Linked DNA regions of Homo sapiens: region 2 is linked to region 1. Evidence: chromatin loops called from intact Hi-C (ENCODE). Cell type or tissue: GM12878. All regions are shown on one strand. Each heading gives the region's core, and the rest is flanking DNA. Links, peaks and the distances in the headings are about the cores only. Region 1 overlaps GRK3 (G protein-coupled receptor kinase 3). Region 2 overlaps GRK3 (G protein-coupled receptor kinase 3).

What was found. A loop is a pair of places that touch in the nucleus more often than their neighbours do. Peaks named below come from ENCODE experiments on the same cell type or tissue, not always from the same donor. Only the 100,000 strongest peaks of a DNase experiment are listed, where the experiment ranks them.
Region 2: a loop joins it to region 1, with 6 times the contacts of the local background. A loop is called at or near these places in 4 of 110 quality-filtered maps.

Annotation. Positions count from the first base shown.
Region 1 is chr22:25,620,369-25,625,748 of GRCh38, reverse strand. All of the region lies in intron 2 of GRK3 (G protein-coupled receptor kinase 3), which reads right to left. Among named protein-coding and RNA genes, the nearest start is that of GRK3-AS1, 58 kb to the right of the region's middle. RefSeq lists silencers at 2,185-2,254, 2,265-2,314 and an enhancer at 5,083-5,380. In GM12878, for the core only: no CTCF peak of the experiment used is centred there; a DNase peak (open chromatin) is centred at 2,238; H3K27ac peaks cover 1,193 bases.
Region 2 is chr22:25,570,694-25,576,073 of GRCh38, reverse strand. The region is part of intron 1 of GRK3 (G protein-coupled receptor kinase 3); the gene reads right to left. Among named protein-coding and RNA genes, the nearest start is that of GRK3-AS1, 8.0 kb to the right of the region's middle. In GM12878, for the core only: no CTCF peak of the experiment used is centred there; a DNase peak (open chromatin) is centred at 3,251; H3K4me3 peaks cover 1,458 bases; H3K27ac peaks cover 2,649 bases.

The DNA of each region.
Region 1 (5,380 bases), core at 92-5,091:
CTATCTAGAAGGCAGAGCCAGGTGTACAGGATGAAACATGAAGGCAGACTAGGAGCATGACCACTGAAGCACAGCATCACAGGGAGACGGTTAGGCCTCCGGATAACTGTGGGCGAGCCTGACTGATGTCAGGCCCTCCACAAAAGGTGGAGGAGCAGAGTCTTCTCTAAACTTCCCCGGGGGAAGGGAGACTCCCTTTCCCGGTCTGCTAAGTAGCGAGTGTTGTTCCTTGACACTTTTCGCTGCCGCTAGACCACGGTCCGCCTGGCAACGGGCATCTTCCCAGATGCTGGTGTCACCGCTAGACCAAAGAGCCCTTCTGGTGGCCCTGTCTGGGCATAACAGAAAGTTCGCACTCTTGTCTGCTGGTCACTTCTCACTGTGTCCCCTCAGCTCCTATCTCTGTATGGCCTGGTTTTTCCTAGGTTATGATTGCAGAGCGAGGATTATTATAATATTGGAATAAAGAGTAATTGCTACAAACTAATGATTAATGATATTCATATATAATCATCTCTAAGATCTATATCTGGTATAACTATTCTTGTTTTATATTTTATTATAGTGGAACAGCTCGTGTCCTCGGTCTCTTGCCTCGGTGCCTGGGTGGCTTGCCGCCCACAGCTAACACGGTGAAACCCCGTCTCTACTAAAAATACAAAAAATTAGACAGGCGTGGTGGCAGGCGCCTGTAGTCCCAGCTACTTGGGAGGCCGAGGCAGGAGAATGGCATGAACCTGGGAGGCAGAGCTTGCAGTGAGCCAAGATCACGTCACTGCACTCCAGCCTGGGAGACAGAGCAAGACTCCGTCTCAAAAAAAAAAAAAAAGAGATTCATCATCTAATATACACTCTTTATATTAAATGCTGCAAATAACAGTTTGATACTAATGGCAGTTAAAATCATTGTGTGCGGAAACAGAAAGTTAACCAAAAAAGAAGAGTCAATTCCTCAGATGTGTAAAATACTGAACTAGAAGCTTTAGAATTACAAAGAGAAAATAGCGTCAGAGATGAGCTTTGATCTCAAGGATCAGTTGGGAAACATTAAAGAGGCACCTCACAGTACTATACTTTCCACAGTAAGCGCCAAATGAATGCTACAGACAATGAGTAGAGCAGGAACATCAAAAGAGATTATTCATAGTCAGAAATCAGGGTTTTTTGTTTTTGTTTTTGTTTTTAATGATGGAGTCTCACTCTGTCACCCAGGCTGGAATGCAGTGGCGTGATCTAGGCTCACTGCAAGCTCCACCTCCCGGGTTCACGTCATTCTCCTGATTCAGCCTCCCAGGTAGCTGGGACTACAGGTGCCCGCCACCACACCCAGCTAATTTTTTTGTATTTTTAGTAGAGAGGGGGTTTCACCGTGTTAGCCAGGATGGTCTCGATCTCCTGACCTCGTGATCCGCCCGCCTCGGCCTCCCAAAGTGCTGGGATTACAGGAGTGAGCCACCGCGCCTGGCCAGAAATCAGGGTTTTAAGCTAATCCTTGAATGGTGAATCTCTCTGAAGAGCATAGGAAAGGAGGTGGCCTTCCACAGAGGGAGACAGACTGAAAGCAGATGCGGGGTGCCAGGAGCATGACGCATGTTCACAATGAACGCTGAAATTAAAAGATAAGGAAAAAAAAGATGGAGGCAAGTTCTGGGTACCTGAGTGACAGGAACAAGCTGACTGCACCCTGCAGTGGGGGCTTAGGAAAGCTTCGGAATGCAATCACACCGTGACCAGACTATGTTTTCAGACTGCCGGATAACAGGAAAAGAGCTGGAGATTGGAAGTGCCTGATCCTGACTCCTGGCCGGAGGCTATGTTTCCCAGCAAAAATTAAAAGTTTAACAAAAGGGCTGGAGAAAGAAAAAAATTAATATAGGATAGCCAGTTAGGAAGGTCCTGAACTATCTGGGTCAGAGTAATAATGGCATAATTAAAGTGGCTGTGGTGGAAATGGAGGATGATGGGGCAGGAGAGACAAGGACGAGAAGGCATCAGCGAGGCTTCAGAGCTTTGAATCCTGGACAGCTTGGAGAACAGCGGTGTCATTAATGTCAATAGAAAGGGAGGAAAGGACACCAGGTGTGCATGTGCATATGTGCGTGTGCATGAATACAGGTGTGTAGGTTTCTTAGTTTGTGTTTTTCTGGTCAGGGAGGAGATAATTAGTGAGGTATTTGATCTGTTCTGGTAGAGGCAAGGGCAACACATTACACTAGAAACAATCACTCATTATGAAACGAAACCACAGAACTGAAATGAGCTGGCTCACTAAGGCTGCACCAAAGCTGTGCCATCAAGTAAGTGCAGAGGTTACTTGTGGGAAGGGACAGATGCAAACAAGGACACAGGAGACAGAGAGCAGCACAAGCCAAAGGCAGGGGCTTACACGGCGGGAATTAGGAAGGCCCAATGCCATCGTAGCCGCATCACTCTGTCTCGTCATTTCATCTTTCTGCGCATTAGCTAGCTCCTCTCCTTCTATAGTTTTGAATAACTTACGAAAGTATGGCCGGGCATGGTGGCTCACACCCATAATCCAGCCCTTTGGGAGGCTGAGGCAGGCAGATTGCTTTGAGGTCAGGAGTATGAGACCAGCCTGGACAACATGGAGATACCCCGTCTCTACAAAAAATACAAAAATTAGCCACATGTGGTGGCACACACCTGTGTTTTCAGCTACTCAGGAGACTGAGGCTGGAGAATCACTTGACCCCGGGAGGCAAAGGTTGCAGTGAGCCAAGATCGCGCCACCGCCCTCCAGCCTGGGTGACAGAGTGAGACCCTATCTCAAAAAACAAAAACAAAAGAAAATATGCTTTATAGAATGTATTTATTCCCCTAAATTACAGAAACTATGTATACACTTACCCCCAAACTATGGCATTGAACTACTCCTTGAGTCTTCTCTTCCCTATTCAGTTCTGGCTCCAGAATATGTCCCAGGCCACCCATTCTTACATCTCTGCTGCTCTTACTCTAACAAAAGCCACCTTTGGCGACTTCCTAAATGCGACAGGGGTCTCCAGATTCTTCTTCCTGTTTCCATGCTCCCACTCTGATCCCAGCAATTCATTCTTCATAAAGAGGCTAGAATGATCTTAAAACATACATCGGGCCTGGTCAAGACCCACCAGAGCTTCCCATCACACTCAAAACCCTGGCTCCTGCGCAGTTCCCTGCCTCCCCTCTTTTCTCTCATCAGGAGCTGCCTGCGTGGGCCTTCTGGCAGTTTCTGAAACACACTGCACTCCCTCTTGCCCTGGCTGATGACGACGCTGCTCCACATGATCCCCTGATCACATCCTCAAAGAAATGTCCCCTAAACAACTAACCTATGTAAGCGCTACTCGGTCTCCTTCAGGTCCTGGCTCTTCACGATCCCACTGCACAGCAAACGCTATGATCTGGCTGATACCCTCAGACGCTGAGGGAGCTGATCCCCGCATCCCGCCCAAGGTCAGTGTTCCCTGCATTCCAGGACCTGCTGCACACCGACAAGCTGCATGGTTCTACCAACTCACTTCTCTGCCAGTGTTCCTTAGTTTCGTCATCAATCAAATGAAGGGGCTGGAATGCATAGACTCTGAGGTTTCACTTAGGCCTAACATTCTGTGGTTTCATGAATTCAAGTGGGGTCAGTTTTGATTTCATTCTCTTCTGCTGGGGATCTTATTGCTATTTTGACAAAGAGAGGAGGGGTTTAAAGAAAAAAAAGGCAAAGGATGCCAACAGGACACAGTTGGAAAAACTGGTTATTTTACCAAGGCTTTAACTGAAACAGTGTGTTTCCCTTTAAGGAATCAAGCTTAACATGTAGAGCCAATAAAAGCCCCTTGGGGAGAACTGGCCCCATACCTTGTCTATAGTCTCTGCACAGGGTTCCTAACCTGTGGTCAGTAAAGAATGTCACTTTCTAACAGGTCTGGGAGCTCCCAGTTTATCTTGGGACCTCAAGAGGAGAGGATCACCCAACTCACAGGTATTTGAGGATACAAACCCATGGCTGGGCTCAACTTTAAGGGTCTTGTCTAAGATTCCTTGTGGAATAGAGTTTCATCAAAGCTAATCCAAAAGGTCCATGTAAAAATAACCATTCTTGCTGCCCTTTATGCAAATAATCAGGCCAAGTATAAGACTAAAGTTTATTCATAATTAGTTTTTACCAAAAATGAGGACTGGAGAGAAAAATTTTGCTCCAAAGGTTATCATATATTTGTCATTAAATCCTAGTCTCACTAATTGTTTTTAAGCTTTTTGCCTACATTTTAGACTAACTCTGCCTATTCCTGTGAATCAAATGGTGATCTTCTGCAGCTTGAAAAAAAGAAAAAATAGGGATGGGTAACGTAAACATGTGAATCAATATACTAGTTCTGGGCAATTATCTTGCAAATTCTGCCAGGTAATGAAAGTGAGTAAGGTGCCCATAACCCAGAGGTTTCTTTGTTTGGGAAAATAAAACCAAGGAACTTCACAGACCCCCAAAGGGGAATTCTATATGTTGGCAAGTAAAATTTTAGATGGAAATTACCTACCACACCACACTTGTGGGAATTGCTGTCCTCACTCTACTATCTCTATAGCAGGGATAATAGTTACTAACAAAAAGGAAGCATGAAAGTTTTACTATCACTAAGTCTGCTAGGACTTTTTATTGGGTCTAGTGACGCACTTTTAAATGAAACATGCTGCTTTTGGATGAACACCTCTAGTATAGTAAAGGAAAATCTACAGGTACTTAAAGATCAAATCAAAATTATTGACAGGCTCAAGGAAAATGCTGGCTTCAGTCCCGAGTGGCTACAATCCCTCTTTAATAAATTCCAGTCTTCTTGATGGAATTCGTTAACCCCTTTATTAAGCCCCCTCTTACTGATATGTCTTGTATTGATATTTGGACTCTGTATACTCAATACTACAACTCAAATTGTTTCTTCTTGCCTAGCAGCAATCAAACTCCAAACGGTGCTGTCAACTGAACCACACAAGGACACGCCATTCTTCTGAGGACCCTTAGATGGACTCCAGGAGGAGGCCTAGCTGCTGTTCCCCATTCAACACCCCTTTTCTGCAGGAAGTAGCCAGAAAGAGTTGTCGCCCAAAACCTCCTAACAGCAGCTAGTGGGGCGTCTCCACTGGGAGGAATGTTGTAGGAGTTATTAAGAAAGTATTTTAGGCAGACAAGGAGGAAAAGTTTTGGGAAGTTTTCATTTTTTAAAGCCTCTTGGGAAAAGCTTCTTGTAAAGCCCCTGCTCTTAGAGCCGGGCTGGCAACCTTTGATATGCAAATGCAGGCAATTAGAAACTAGGTCCACCCAACACGACAATCCCCACAATCCCTGCGGGACTTCTTGCCCTTGCCCAACATGTTCCTGGCAACC
Region 2 (5,380 bases), core at 316-5,315, 50 kb after region 1:
GTGTAAGTGAGTTAGCGCACTTTTGGGAGGGGGAGGCTCTCACTTAGTAGGATTCTCAAAAGGGTCTTTAATCTTAAAATAAGAACCAGAGGCCTATAGGAAGAGAATAATTTAGTCAGGCAGACTTGGCTGATTATGTGAGTTTCACAATAAGAGACAGATGCTTAGTACAGTGACATAATAAAATCTAGTTTCTGAGTCTGGAAGGCTGAAAGCCACTCCCTGCCCCACAGTCAAGACACTAGTATCTAAGGAGAAAACCAGCTGTCCTCAAACAGATAAAATATACCTCTCAATGTCTCCACATGGATGTATCTGGAGTAATTTTTTTCTTTTTAAAATTTCTACCTGCTACCAAGCATAATTGTAAAAACTAAAAAGAGTTAATATATATAAAACTATAAAACATCATCTACAAATCTTAGTGGGGTTTTTTTAAACTCTAAATAAATGACTATCTACCATGGGGTTTTCTTAAACTCTAAATAAATGACCATCCACTGTAATAAACACGAAATAAATGACCATCTACTGTCACTGGGTTTAATGAGCTAACCTTTATAACTACAGATCTAGAAGAGAAGTCCAGCAAGTTGGCCTCTCACTAAGATCATTTCAATACTGACCCAATTCAAACCCTAGTTCTAGAGCATAAGTTTCCTGAAAGTAAGGGAAAGAGGGTTGTGAAAGGCTAGCACCACTGAGCACTTCAAACTTGCCCTGCTGTTTCTATCTGCTCCACCATCATCTATGCTACCCCAGCTAGTCATAACCATAGGCCATAACGCTTCACTTAGAACTCTCATCTCAAAAGAAGGAGTTTCCAAATAAGCTTTTCTTATAGAGTAGCCTGAATTTTTAAAATATTTTGAAACATCAATCCAGCATCAAGCAGGTCACCTTACTTAAAGGACAGAAATGTGGAGAGTCAAGCTAGTTTTCCATGTGGAATTTAATAAGCCAGTCAACTAAATGATGAAACTCTAATAAATCCCTGTCCACAAAACTCTCGGTTTTATTTATTGGAGGGATGAAGAGAAACAACAAAGTCACCAACATACGTGTCCTCTCATTCATTGCTTAGAAACTGCTATTGTGCAATTTTTCTCTTCTATATTATTGGGATGTTTTGCATAAAAAACAAGCTTTTCTCCACTGCCACTAGAAACAAAACAGAAAGAAGCAGGTCCAAAATGGAACAAAAAAAGATAGCACAGAAATTTTGCACGCTATTCTAGACTTACTGGTGATGACGATATTTATTGCATGATTCTCTTCCCAGTTACTGTGTCATAATATAAAAAAAGACAAAGAAAATTCACTTGAAAAAGGTAGGACCAGGTTAAAGATGTGTATTAAAGTCCCTTGATCTTACTTAGCCATTAGGATTCGTTCCATTTTAAATAGAGAATAGACCCCGCCACCACCACCAAATACCTCATATTTTTTAAAAAAGATGTTTCCAAAATACCATCACGGCCTTAGACATTCACAAAGGAAAATGAAAGTCTGCAATATTTAACAGCTGTGTAAATGCCATTCCATGCAACTTTTAGTTTTTGGTTTTATTTGTTTCTTTGTATTTTGAGACGAGACCTCACTCTGTCAGGCTGCAGTGCAGTGACATGATTTCAGCTCACTGCAACATCTGCCTCCTGGGCTCAAGAAACCCTCCCACCTCAGCTTCCTGAGTAGCTGGAGTTGGGACCATAGGTGCGCACCACTATGTCTGGCTAATTTTCTGTATTTTTGGTAGAGACAGGGTTTCACCATGTTGCCCAGGCTGGTCTTGAACTCCTGAGCTCAAGCAATCCTCCTGCTTTGTCCTCCCAAAGTGCAGGCGTGAGCCACCACACCTGGCCTCATTTTTAATTTAAACTTTTATCAAAGGCAATAAAGATACAAAAAAAATTACAAGAAATACACCTGAAAATATAACCAGACATATTAGTATCCAAACAAGATAATAAAGATCAATGGACCGACTTAATGACACAATGCACAAATACTAACAGCATATTATTCAAGAAAGTTTTATTGCTGACATTGAAGAAACTTGCTGTCTTCCCCAGCCAATGGGATTTTATGGGTTTTTGTTGTTGGTGGTGGTGTTGTTGGTGTTGTTGTTTGGTTGGTTGGTTGGTTGGTTGGTTGGTTTTTTTGTTTCTTTGTTTGAGACAGAGTTTCGCTCTTGCCACACGGACTGGAGTGCAATAGCACGATCTCAGCTCACTGCAACCTCTGCCTCCTGGATTCAAACAATTCTCCTGCCTCAGCCTCCTGAGTAGCCGGGATTGTGGGTGCCTGCCACCATGCCCAGCTAATTTTTGTATTTTTAGTAGAGACGGGGTTTCACCATGTTTGTCAGGCTGATCTTGAACTCCTGACCTCAGGTGATTCACCTGCCTCAGCCTCCCAAAGTGCTGGGATTACAGTCATTTTATGTTTTTGACTATATGAAACATACCCCCTAATATCCTATGACCTTTTTCTGCATATTTAAAGCTCACTTTCTTCCTGAAATATTTTAGTCCATAATTGTCTAAGAATTATACAGTGCCTAGTACCTACTTAGCAGTCAGCAATGGCAGCTGTTGTCATAATACACATGTAACCCATACCTGGCTTCCAAACTCTGACTAATGAAAATATTCATCCCCTAAGCAAACTGGTATAATGAATTTTGAATCATTCAAGGAACCAAATCCTAAAATGGAACTTCAGAGGGACTCAATCACACACTTGAAATAGAATTTATTACTAGCTTTGCCATTACTAAATTAATTATGATAATTTTACAGATCTCTTTTTGGTCTTCATAAATTTTGATATTCTTACTCAGCTCAGTAATGTTCAGACTAATGAGCATAGATTACACACAGCAGTGTGCATTATGAGGAATAAGTAAAGGAGCTGGGGACAGCTTCCTATAAAAGGCATCTTGAGCTAGAGGAGCTGCCTTCAAATATTTGATGATCTGTCACATTTGAGGAACTAAACTTGTTTCTCACAACCACAAAAGGATAATAAGAGACCAGTGCACAGAAGGTAATACAAGAGAGCTTTCTGGTACAACAGTTTCCAAAGATGCTCATCAAAGATGCCTGTGGCTAGATATTAGAGAGGGAAGTCACTCATCAAAAAGCATAACTAGATTGGATGTCCCCCAACATCTTTTCAAACATGAGATACTACAATCCTATGTTATTCATATACAATCTGTTAATGTCTAAGAAAGACTGTAATGAATCACCTTATGCACAATACAATGAAGCCAGCTGCTTTCAGATCATGATTTTTGGTTCATTTTTCTGAAACAAAAACCTCTAAAGAATGAGTCAACTCTGCTAATTGCCTGGTTACACCTATTTAAGTAGCAGGCTTGCAACTCTTAGGCACTGATACCACCATCCCAGAGCCTACGGGATGGATAGATGGATAGATGAAAGACAGAAAGGAAAGAAGAAAGGGAGGAAAGCAAGCAAGCAAGAAAGTGTGAGTGCGATGAGATACCATCTCACGCCAGTTAGAAGGGCGATCATTAAAAAGGAAACAACAGGTGTTGGAGAGGATGTGGAGAAATAAGAACACTTTTACACTGTTGGTGGGACTGTAAACTAGTTCAACCATTGTGGAAGACTGTGGCGATTCCTCAAAGATCTAGAACTAGAAATACCATTTGACCCAGCCATCCCATTACTGGATATATATCCAAAGCATTATAAATCATGCTGCTATAAAGACACATGCACACGTATGTTTATTGCGGCACTATTTACAATAGCAAAGACTTGGAACCAACCCAAATGTCCACCAATGATAGAATGGATTAAGAAAATCTGGCACATATACACCATGGAATACTATGCAGCCATAAAAAAGGATGAGTTTATGTCCTTTGTAGGGACATAGATGAAGCTGGAAACCATCATTCTGAGCAAACTAACACAGGAACAGAAAACCAAACACCACATGTTCTCACTCATAGGTGGGAATTGAACAATGAGAACACTTGGACACAGGGTGGGGAACATCATACACCAGGGTCTATCATGGGGCGGGGGGAAGGGGTAGGGATAGCATTGGGAGAAATATCTAATGTAAATGACAAGTTAATGGGTGCAGCACACCAACATGGCACATGTATACATACATACAACAAACCTGCATGTTGTGCACATGTACCCTAGAACTTAAAGTATAATTTTAAAAAAAAAAGTGTGAGTAAGGTATCATGTGTAGAAGGTTCTAGACACACAGTACCACAATAAGCAGCTAGAGGAGGAAAACTGAGAAATCTGGGCAATCAACCTACTTATGAGTCTAAGGCTCAACAATTGCTCTTCTCTGTTCCAGCCAATCATCCAGCTTTTCAGAAGTCCTGCCTCCCAAACCCACTCCCTCCTCCCTCAGAGCACATGGCACCACAGCACTTGCAAGACTGCCTTAATATTCGCTATTATGTTGTACTTTTTTAAAGGTGTACTTGTATCTTATACTACACATAATCTCAACAACAATAACCCTATAGTATAAGTGTTTTTAATCATTTCTTTTAATATTCCTTCTCATCTTTTTGTTTGAGTTATCCGTGTCTGAAATTCAATATGGGTAATTTTTAATGTTTCCTATTATTTACAAATGTATTGCATAGACAGAAAATGCTCACAAGGCAGATTTTTATTGGGACATTATACAATCAGAAAGAAATAGATAATGTATTTTACTGATGGAGAAACTAAATACAGCAAATTTAAGTGACTTCCAGAGGTCCCATAGCAAGCTGCCAGTGGAATCAGATCCTTAATGTCTGGCTTCTGATTTAGAACCTTCTCTTCTATGACAGTTTGGTAGGTAGTAGGGATGGCACAGGAAAACGAGGGGCCCAGCAATGACAGTGGCTTTCTGGTGCACTAAGGATGGAGGTCTGGGCTGGCTATTTTCACATTAGCATCTTTTTCTGCTCCTGAAACTGCAGGAGAAGGAAATGGTGGCAAACAACAGTATAGGTCCAAGGCTGGATCAAGCTGACCTTTACCAACTACCTATCACAAAATATTTTACAAAATATGTCGCAAAAATATTTTCACTGCATTCGCCATGGGCTCTCTATATAGTGTCCTACATAGAAAGTATTCAAATATGTGTATGCTCCAGTGGAAGCAGAGGACCCAAAAGAAGGCTTCCAAAATTAGAAGAAACATTTACAGGATATGAAGAGCCACATTATTACTTATTCTGCATTTTAGGCTCATAGAGCAATCAAAAAGGGCCCAGGGGTTGTAACTTCTAATCAATGATAAAAATAGGAAGGGAAGATTAAAAAAGTAAGACACAGGAGAAGCAGAGGGGGGCCGGGATATCCAGTCCCATTTGCATG